2 separate regions of the Homo sapiens genome follow, and region 1 is linked to region 2. A link is an interaction called in ENCODE POLR2A ChIA-PET data of the cell type or tissue named here. Cell type or tissue: OCI-LY7. All regions are shown on one strand. Links, peaks and the distances in the headings refer to the core of each region. The heading gives the core; the rest is flanking DNA.

The links. ChIA-PET counts read pairs that join two places held together with the same protein. Peaks named below come from ENCODE experiments on the same cell type or tissue, not always from the same donor. Only the 100,000 strongest peaks of a DNase experiment are listed, where the experiment ranks them.
Region 1: POLR2A ChIA-PET joins it to region 2 with 30 read pairs; 6 of 35 experiments call an interaction of 5 or more read pairs at or near these places.

Annotation. Positions count from the first base shown.
Region 1 is chr21:46,412,361-46,417,678 of GRCh38, forward strand. PCNT (pericentrin) reads left to right here. Exons shown (of 47, transcript NM_006031.6): 29 at 477-632; 30 at 3,709-4,479. Among named protein-coding and RNA genes, the nearest start is that of DIP2A, 44 kb to the right of the region's middle. In OCI-LY7, for the core only: no CTCF peak of the experiment used is centred there; no DNase peak of the experiment used is centred there.
Region 2 is chr21:46,354,195-46,359,490 of GRCh38, forward strand. It overlaps PCNT (pericentrin), which reads left to right. Exons shown (of 47, transcript NM_006031.6): 12 at 1,258-1,432; 13 at 2,780-2,997. Among named protein-coding and RNA genes, the nearest start is that of PCNT, 33 kb to the left of the region's middle. RefSeq lists an enhancer at 2,629-2,708. In OCI-LY7, for the core only: a CTCF peak has its summit at 2,401; DNase peaks (open chromatin) are centred at 2,447, 2,897 and 3,477; H3K4me3 peaks cover 1,670 bases; H3K27ac peaks cover 3,118 bases.

The DNA.
Region 1 (5,318 bases), core at 1-5,000, 58 kb after region 2:
CTCACTATGTGAGGAGGGTCCGCTTAAGCTGCTTCTCTGGTTTCTAACCAAATGGTTTGTCTGTCGATGAGCAGTGCCTGTGTGAGATGTGGCGAGCGAGCTCTTCTTTTGGAGCTGGAGGCCCTGTAGGGAGTCGTCTTTTAAGGCTTCCACTTGTATTTGAGCAGAACCTTGGGAACTTGGTGCCTACCACCCCCACACCAGCTGGGTCTTTGTAGAGTGGCTCCCACTCTCAGATGCCCCAGTCCACCTTGCTCTGTGGGGTCGTCCTGGGTCGGGGCAGCTTTCTGCTGGGTCCTCAGCCCCGTTCCCATGTGGCCTGCTGTGGACCAAGGTGCTCGGCTGTGGATGTCACTGCCACCTCCCTCTGGCATCCCTGCTGGCTGCCGTACTGGTTCCCAGCTCCAGGCCACCTGAGGGGCAGCCCCAGCAACAGCCTCCTGCATGCTCAGCTTTCCTCTGTCTCCTCTGTCAAGGGTGATCTGCAGCCTGTCCTGGTGACGTTGAAGGATGCACCTCTCTGCAAGCAAGAAGGCGTGATGTCAGTGCTCACCGTCTGCCAGAGGCAGCTGCAGTCGGAGCTGCTCTTGGTGAAAAATGAAATGCGCCTGAGTCTGGAGGACGGCGGCAAGGTGTGGGGAGGGGGGAAGGCGCGAGGTCCCCCCGGGAGAGGCTGGACACGCGGCAGCAAGGTGTGGGGAGCGGGGAAGGCACGAGGCCCACCCGGGAGAGGCTGGACACGCGGCAGCAAGGTGTGGGGAGCGGGGAAGGCACGAGGCCCACCCGGGAGAGGCTGGACACGCGGCAGCAAGGTGTGGGGAGCGGGGAAGGCACGAGGCCCACCCGGGAGAGGCTGGACACGCAGCAGCAAGGTGTGGGGAGGGGGAAGGCGTGAGGCCCCCCTGGGAGAGGCTGGACACGCGGCAGCAAGGTGTGGGGAACGGGGAAGGCACGAGGCCCACCCGGGAGAGGCTGGACACGCGGCAGCAAGGTGTGGGGAGGGGGGAAGGCGTGAGGCCCCCCTGGGAGAGGCTGGGTGCAGAACATGTGGGTCTTGCCCTGGGCAGAGGCGGGTATTCTGCTGAGGTGAGGAGCACAGTCCGTGCCTGCAGTGACATGTTCTCTGAATCCTTTCTGTTCTGTAACGAGCTGTCCATAACTGTTGTGAAATTTCGTACGTGCTTCATTTAAGCCACTCTGTAGAAACAATCAGTTGGGTTTTTTTCTTGTAATTGATCCAAATGGATTTAACTGTGCTCGAGGGTTAGTCCTGGTTTGTCTTTTCATGGGAGGACCACATCGCCCCCGTGGGCCTCACCTCAGCTCAGGACTTTGATGGCCAGCGTCTGTTTTACTTTGAAAGGCCTCAGATTTATTCTTGTAATCTGTTCACCTCACTCCATATTGTCACTTGAAAAAAAGCTGGCACTTCTTTTCCCCGGGGAAGGAGGTTGCACCTTGACCATCTCAAATTGTAGCAGGGTGGAGATTTAGCGAGAAAAGCGGGTGCTGGTGCTTCTCCCACCCAGTGCACCAGGGGCAGGTCCCCAGTGCCCCTAGGAAACACCTGCGCAGGAGCTGCCCTCTCCTCAGGCCGCATCAGGTGCAGATGGCACCTTTATTTTTTTTCTCTCTTTTTTTTTTTTTTTGAGACAGAGTCTTGCTCTGTCGCCCAGGCTGGAGTGCAGTGGCACGATCTCAGCTCACTGCAACCTCTGCCTCCCGAGTTCAAGTGATTCTGCAGCCTCAGCCTCCCGAGTAGCTGGGACTGCAGGCATGCGCCACCACACCCAGCTGATTTTTGTATTTTTAGTAGAGACGGGGTTTCACCATGTTGGCCAGGCTGGTCTTGAACTCTTGACCTTAGGTGATCCACCCTCCTCAGCCTCCCGAAGTGCTGGGATTACAGGCGTGAGCCACCACGCCCAGCCTTAGATGGCACCTTTTGATGCACTGTCTGCACCTCGCCTCCTCCAGTCCAAGGCCCAGCGCAGCCTCCCTGGACACACAGCCACCCACCCTTCTCCTCCTTCTCCTCTGGGACACACATCTGTCCACCCTCCTCCTCCTCCTCCTCCTGGACACAGTCGCCCACCCTCCTCCTCCTGGACACACAGCCGCCCACTCTCCTCTTCCTCCTCCTTCTCGACACACAACCACCCACCCTGCTCCTCCTCCTCCTCCTCCTGGACATGCAGCCGCCCACCCTCCTCCTCCTGGACACGCAGCCGCCCACCCTGCTCCTCCTCCTCCTCCTGGACACACAGCCGCCCACTCTCCTCCTCCTGGACATGCAGCCACCCACCCTGCTCCTCCTCCTCCTCCTGGACACACAGCTGCCCACACTCCTCCTCCTGGACACACAGCTGCCCACCCTCCTCCTCCTGGACACGCAGCCGCCCACCCTCCTCCTGGACACACAGCCGCCCACTCTCCTCCTCCTGGACATGCAGCCGCCCACCCTGCTCCTCCTCCTCCTGGACACACAGACACCTACCCTCCTCCTGCTGGACACACAGCCACCCACCCTGCTCTTCCTCCTCCCCCTCCTCCCTGCTGTTTGCTAAATGTGCCCCAACTACTCCTCCAGGCTCTGAAACCCAGAGGCTCTAACACCAGAAGTGCTGGGCAGGTGTTTTATGGTCTCTAGGGTGGCACGGAAGCATGCTTGGTGCTGAAGCCTGCTGAGACCTGGGCTCACCCGAGCCCCTCGCAGCCCTCGTGAGTGTCCCGCACGTCGCTGGGACGTTTCTTGCATGAGTGCAGGTGCCGCCTGTTCCTGGGTCCACACTGCGTGCACCTCATTGGCGTTTAGAGCCTGAAAGATTCTTAATTCCACAGAAATCAGGGAAGGATGGGCCTAGGCCCGCAGTTCTGAGGAGACCCATGAACCTGGTTCGTGTGCTTGTCATGTGCTCTCGGGAAATACATCCTGTGTGGAGAGCCCTTCGCATCTCCTGCGGCAAACAGTCTTGGGGCCCTCATGACAGGAACGTTTCTTTGAATTTTTTTTTTTTTTTTTTTTTTTTTTTTTTGAGACAGAGTCTCGCTCTGTCGCCCAGGCTGGAGTGCAGTGGCGAGATCTTGAGATCTTGGCTCACTGCAACCTCCACCTCCTGGGTTCAAGCAATTCACTGCCTCAGCCTCCCGAGTAGCTAGGATTACAGGCACCCGCCACCATGCCTGGCTAATTTTTGTATTTTTAGTAGAGACAGGGTTTCACCATTTTGGCCAGGGTGGTCTCGAACTCCTGACCTCGTGATCCACCTGTCTCAGCCTCCCAAAATGCTAGGATTACAGGCGTGAGCCACTGCACCCGGCCCAATTTTTTGAATTCTTAAGAGAAAGCTCAGCCCTGCCTGCCAAATTCTTAGAAGTTACACACACAGAAACTCCAAATTCATCACATAAACCACAATTTTGTGTTTTCGGTGCTCAGATATAGAACCTTCCCATCCTTTTTCCCTTGTATGAAGCTTGTGTCCTCAATCACCGCAGAAATAGGTTATGACAGTTGCCTTTTAAGCAAGGAGATGTAAGCCTTGGTTCTGTTTCTCATAGAATTAAATAAACTTGAAATGTGCAGGGCTCATTGTGGAATCACCCGAGTGCTCCGAAACTCCCTGAAATCCACTCATTAACACCAGACAGGTGCGACTCCTGGTGAGCCAGGTATTCCACCGTGCACCTGTTCTGTTTCACCTGCAGGGTAAAGAAAAAGTACTGGAAGATTGTCAGCTGCCGAAGGTCGATCTCGTAGCTCAGGTGAAACAGCTTCAGGAAAAACTGAACCGTTTGCTGTATTCCATGACCTTCCAGAATGTGGATGCTGCCGACACCAAATCTCTGTGGCCCATGGCCTCAGCACACCTGTTGGAGAGCAGCTGGAGTGATGATTCCTGTGACGGAGAAGAGCCTGACATATCACCCCACATAGACACATGTGATGCCAATACAGCCACGGGGGGTGTAACTGATGTTATCAAAAATCAGGCCATAGACGCGTGTGATGCCAATACAACCCCAGGGGGTGTAACTGATGTTATCAAAAATTGGGATTCCTTGATACCAGATGAAATGCCAGATTCTCCCATTCAAGAAAAATCAGAATGTCAGGACATGTCTCTTTCTTCACCGACCAGCGTACTTGGTGGCTCCCGCCACCAGAGCCACACTGCAGAGGCTGGGCCCCGGAAGAGCCCGGTCGGGATGCTGGACCTGTCTTCCTGGAGCTCCCCTGAGGTCCTCAGGAAGGACTGGACCCTGGAGCCCTGGCCCAGCCTCCCCGTGACACCCCACTCAGGAGCCCTGAGCCTGTGCAGTGCCGACACATCCCTGGGGGACAGGGCGGACACCTCGCTGCCACAGACCCAGGGGCCGGGGCTGCTTTGTTCCCCAGGCGTGTCTGCAGCAGCGCTGGCACTGCAGTGGGCCGAGTCTCCGCCGGCTGACGACCACCATGTGCAGAGGACGGCTGTGGTAGGTGCCTGCTCTGCTCCCAGGCCTGCTGTTCCCGTGGGAATGTGGTCTGCCCGGCGCCACGGCAGCTGCCATTGTTTGTTCACCTCCTGACAGCACACACCTCGCAGTGCTGTGTGGGGCCAGCTCTGCAGGACTGGCATCATGGGCGCATTTAGATTATTTCAGTTGTTCAGGTATTTTTAAAATGCCTGAGATGCATTTGCCTGCCTCAGACATACCCTGGGCATGCTTCTCCACTGACGCTGACTCCAACGGGCATAGCCCAGACACGTCTTCGTGTGTGATGGGCATAGGGTTCTTTGTCCAGAATGGTTTTTTAGATTTATTTTTAGGAATGCTTCCTTTTTTTTTTTTTTTTTTTTTTTTTGTGAGATGGAGTCTCGCTCTGTCACCCAGGCTAGAGTGCAGTGACGCAATCTCGGCTCACTGCAGCCTCCGCCTCCCCAGGTTCAAGCAAATCTCCTGCCTCAGCCTCCCTAGTAGCTGGGACTACAGGCACACGCCACCACACCCGGCTAATTTTTGTAGTTTAGTAGAGACGGGGTTTTACCTTATTGGTCAGGCTGGTCTCGAACTCCTGACCTCATGATCCACCCACCTCAGCCTCCCAAAGTGCTGGGCTTACAGGCGTGAGCCACCATGCTCAGCCAGAAATGCTTCATATTTTTAACAGGTTTCACATATGCTAATTAATTTTAATTTATGAGTTAGATCGTATTATTTCTAACATAATCATTTTGGGATTTTGTGTATCTTGAGTAAGATAAAATTAAAAATCAGGTATGGTTGGGCTCATGCTTGTAGTCTCAGCACTTTGGGAGGCTGAGGCGGGAGGA
Region 2 (5,296 bases), core at 3-5,002:
GGATGCTGCCCCGACCTCACTGCTGCTCCGCGGTGGGCCTCACCATGCACTGTTTGATCAGGAAAGGGGGTGGCCGGGGGAGCCGGAGCCCCTCCCTCAGCCCTGGGATGCCCTGGCTGTGGGCAAGGCCTCCACCCTGCAGTGGGCTGCATTCGTCAGACTTGACAGTGGCAGTTCAAAGGGTGTGAAATTGTGTCTTTGCTTTGAGTCCACACGGAGCGTCTGCTGGCTTTTGTGTTTCTTCCTTGAGTTGCTTCCGTGCTGCGACTTCTGTCACCTTTAACTTCTGTGGGGCAAACTGTCCAAACGGAGCTTCTGGGATGTAGACTGTTCTGGGTCTGTGCTGCCAGTGTGGTGCCCAGCAGTATGTGTGGCTGTGGAGCACTTGATGTGCAGCATGAGCAAGCCCGGTGTCGGGCTCCGGGGGACACACGGGAGGGCAGGGAGGAGACGCAGGGGCAGCACCGCGTGGCTTGTTGCACGGTGGAACCAGTGGAGGGGAACTCGGGGCATCTGGGCTCAGCGGCCAGGAGCCCTCACTCTGGAGCAGGGTCCCTGGGCCTGCTGGAGGCCACAGGGTGTCCAGGCAGGGTGGCAGCGGGCTGTGTGCCAGTTTGAGTTCCCTGCAAAGCGGACCCCAACACAGAATTTGCTGCACAAGAGGCTATGGGGGAAATGCCAGAGAAGGGCAAGGGCCCGGCTGGAACAGGCAGCCAGGACCTTCCCACGAGCAGGCCTTGCACCAGAGAGAACCCAGGAAGGGCTGGGGTGGGTAGCCCCACCAGGCATTCGTGTATCACCTGAGAGCCAACCCCTGCCTCTGCGCGTGGGTGTGACGAGGACCCAGCTGTTAGTGGGCAGTGGTCACAGGAGGCTGGCCTTGAGAGCCCAGCCCTGAGATGTGAGGCCACCAGGGGAGACGCGAGGGGCACGTGCCCTACCGACCTTGCTGCTGAGAGAATTGAGGAGAGGTCTGCCCGGTCCAGGGCCCTGCCGCCCTGAGGAGCACCAGTCCCTGTCAGTGCCACCAATTCTTGTATGTCTTCCGGAGGCCTGACTGAGAGACGGGTGTGGGCGGGAGAGCATGTGAGCACGCCAGTGGGCTGGCGGGGTTCACCAGGGCGCAGCGTGTGGTCTCATGAACCTAGTGAGGTTTGAGTTTTCTTTGTGCATAGCAGGAAACACCTTTGAGGGTTATAGCTGCGAGCGAGGTAGCTTGGCTCACTAACGTGCTTGTCCCACGTGGTTTCTCTGTAGGAGAGCCTGCCACGCTTCCAGGCGGAGTTAGAAGAAAGCCACAGGCACCAGCTGGAAGCGCTGGAGTCTCCCCTCTGCATCCAGCACGAGGGGCATGTCTCAGACAGATGCTGCGTAGAGACTTCAGCATTGGGACACGAGTGGCGTCTGGAACCCTCTGAAGGGCACAGCCAAGGTGGGCCCCTCCCGCCTCGCCATGGTGTCGGCAGGTCCCGGGTCTGGGGGACGTTCTCGGGGAGCCTGGGTGCCTGGGTTCGATCCAAGTCCTCCGTGAAGCAGCTGAGTGCTCCGACCTCTTCTTCTGGGGCTGACACCTCAACAGAGTGTGTCCTGATGAGGGTTTGGCGTTAGAGGCGGGGTCACTGGCTGGGCAGGAGTGCGTGTCCTGGGCCAGCGCCCCAGCAGGGCAGGTCTGACCTGGGCAGCCACCCTGGGGGTCATGGGGATTGCTGGATGGACATGGTGACCATTCACCTCTGGAGGGAGAATGTGTGTCCACTGGGCCCAGGGGAGGCTTTTCCAGGATCCTGCTCTGCTCCCAGCAGGCCCAGGTACCCCAGCTCGCCTAGTCAGACTAAGGTTGTGGGATGTCCAGGCAGGGCACGGGGCACAGGGCTGTGGGGTCAGAAGGTGACGGAGAGGAAACTGCAGTCATCCCAGAGTCGCGGTCCCATGGCGCCGGACAGTGGCCACTGACGGGTTCCAGGAGGGGCAGGCGGCCCTGGCCACTGGCGTGGACTGTGCTGATGGTGGGGCTGCCGTCCATGGTGGGGGTGAGGGGCTGAGGCCGCGGGTCCTGCTGGGAGGTGTGTGGTCTGACTCCATTCTGGGCTGTGGCCAAGTTGAGAGAAGCCTGGGCCTGCCTGGGCCTCCTTCAAGCTGGGGGTGGTGCAGCGGCGCCTGCATCTGGTCCTCACTCCTGCCTGCCCTGCACCACAATTGTCCCCACAGCCACCCCTTGATGCCCATGGTCGTTGGCACCACTGGTGCCTGGCCAGCACCTAGTCCCTTCTGCTTTTTTCCTCTTCTGCAGAAGAAGAGATGGGCCAGTGGGGGTAGCGTGCCTGGGCACAGAACAGCAGGGGGAGGTGCTGGGACAGGAACCCTGGCAGGCCCCTGAGCTCAGGCCCTGTCCTTGTGGCTGCCTCATAGACCCTGGGTGACACATGTGTGCCCACATCTGGTCACAGGCATGAGGCTCACTCAGGAACTCATGGAGGGTCACATGTCACACCTGACCTGAAGGAGTAGCCTGGGCGGGTCGTGTGGCTGTCGTGTGGGCCCAGGACATCCCTGTGACTCGGGACGGCACTGTGCTGGGGCAGCATGGAGGTGTCCCGAAAGGGAGGGGAGACTTGAGAGAGCCATGCCTGCTTTCATCACTGAGTCAGCACAGAGCTTGAAAATCCACAGTGTCTGCTGTCAGAAGCATTTATAGGTTGCCGTTCTGCCTGTGCGGACTGTGGGCTCCATCGAGGGCCGGCACCGGCCTGACTGTCTTCCCTGCTCCTTTTCCACACAGAGCTTCCCTGGGTGCATCTCCAGGGTGTGCAGGACGGGGACTTGGAGGCCGACACAGAGCGGGCAGCCAGAGTCTTGGGTCTGGAAACTGAGCACAAGGTGCAACTTTCGCTTCTTCAGACTGAGCTCAAAGAAGAAATTGAACTCCTAAAAATAGAAAATAGAAATTTGTATGGGAAGTTGCAGCATGAAACTCGTCTGAAGGACGATTTGGAGAAGGTGAGTCGTGACTCCACAGCCCAGCGCCTCCCGCCCGAGTCCTTGCTCTCTTCCACCTGGAAGGCTTGTGTCCTTGTGTATGGAGGGGCATCCTGGGGACAGCCCAGTGCTGTACATGGCACATTTGTAAGGGCGACAGTCCCGTAAATTCTTGAAACTATTCCTGGCAATGCCAGTAGTGGGTGGCGGTTGGATAGAATCTTGTCAGGGTCAGCACCGGGGCGAAAGTGAAGTTCTGAGTGAAGATTTCTTTTTGTTTTGTTTTGTTTTGAGACAGTCTCATTCTGTTGCCCAGGCTGGAGTGCAGTGGCATGGTCTCAGCTCACTGCAACCTCTGCTTCCTGATTTCAAGTGGTCCCCTGATAGCTGGGATTACAAACGTATGCCACCATGCCTGGCTAATTTTTGTATTTTTTTTGTAGAGACAGGGTTTCACCTTGTTGGCCAGGCAGGTGTCAAACGCCTGACCTCAAGTGATCTGCCTGCCTTGGCCTCCTACAGTGCTGGGATTACAGGTGTGAGCCACCACGCCCGGCCCTCTGAGTCAAGATTTCTTAGGGAAACTGTCCAGGTGTCCTAAGAGGGCTCTGGGAGGAGGCACAAGCCCGGGTGCCAAGCACGTGGCTGGCCTCTGATGCTCACCCCAAGTCTTAAATTGCGTCCGCGTTCCCCAGGCTCTTCCTGTGCTGTTTTGCACCTGTGGAAGAGGCACCCTCTGACTCCCTCGCCCTTTGCGAGTGTGAGGACACTGCCATGCTGTCATAAATGATGACAAAGCAACACGACAGCAGCCTCCACATGGCCCGATGGGCTTGGTTACAGCCAGGGCAGCTCAGGGTCCATCCCATGCTGGAGCAGTGGATTTCAAGTGAGCCGACAGGGCAGCTCAGGGTCCGTCCCATGCCGGAGCAGTGGAGTTAAAGTGAACCAACAGGGCAGCTCAGGCTCCGTCCCATGCGGGAGCAGTGGAGTTCAAGTGAACCGACGGGGCAGCTCAGGGTCCATCCCGTGCCAGAGCAGTGGAGTTAAAGTGACTGAAATTGTCATGTCTTGTCATGTGTGTTCTGACTCAACCTCATGCTTGTGACAGTGTTTTCATTTCTATTTGTGTCCTGCTTCTCCCACCCCTTTGCTCCTCCCTGTGAATGTCTCCCTGAGAATGATTTTCATTCTCCATCAAGAGACAGCTTCATAGGAAGCTATGATGACCTGCAAGTCTGATCCCATGCTGTTTGTTAAATGCAGGTGTTGGTAAGGACTTCCAGCAAAATAGAGGTAAGGGTGGAGCCCTGTGGGGAGCCGGACAGGCGGTAGGTGGGCCGATGGTCATGTGCCAATGGCACCTGCAGCCACCAGTGTGTGGCCTTCTCTGGCACTGTTGGCTGAAGACAGACTTCCCAAGTGACTTTTTGTTGTTGTTGTTGTTTTGTTGTTTTGTTTTTTTTTTTTTTGAGACTGAGTCTTGCTCTGTCGCCCAGGCTGGAGCGTAGTGGCGCGATCTCAGCTCACTGCAACCTTCACCTCCTGGCTTCAAGTGATTCTCTTGCCTCAGCCTCCCTAGTAGCTGGAATTACAGGTGCACACCACCATGCCTGGCTAATTTTTTTTATTTTTTTTTATTTTTTTTGAGATGGAGTCTCGCTCTGTCACCCAGGCTGGAGCGCGGTGGCGCAATCTCAGCTCACTGCAAGCTCTGCCTCCTGGGTTCATGCCATTCTCCTGCCTCAGCCTCCCGAGTAGCTGGGAAGACAGGTGCCCGTCACCATGCCTGGCTAATTTTTTTTTTTTTTGTATCTTTAGTAGAGACGAGGTTTCACCGTGTTAGCCAGGATGGTCTCGATCTCCTGACCTCGTGATCCACCCGCCTCAGCCTCCCAAAGTGTTGGGATTACAGGTGTGAGCCACCGCACCCAACCATGCCCAGCTAATTTTTGTATTTTTAGTAGAGACAGGGTTTCACCATGTTGGCCAGGCTGGTCTCAAACTCCTGATCTCAAGTGATCTGCCCGCCTTGGCCTCCCAAAGTGTTGGGACTACAGGCGTGAGCCACCGAACCTGGCTCCAGGTGACTTTTTGATGCTCATGTCTTTATGCTTTTCACAGGCCACCATTTTACCTCCTTATATCAATTATGGGGAGAGGACTGTGGATTTCTCTCTTGTTAATTTTAATTCTTGTTTTGAGTATGTGGAAGCTCTGTTGTTACACGTGTACACATTTGTGATTGTAATGTCTTCCTAAAAATTCACCCTTTTCTGTCTTGTAGTATTCTGTCCAAAAATACACCTGTTTTTTTTTT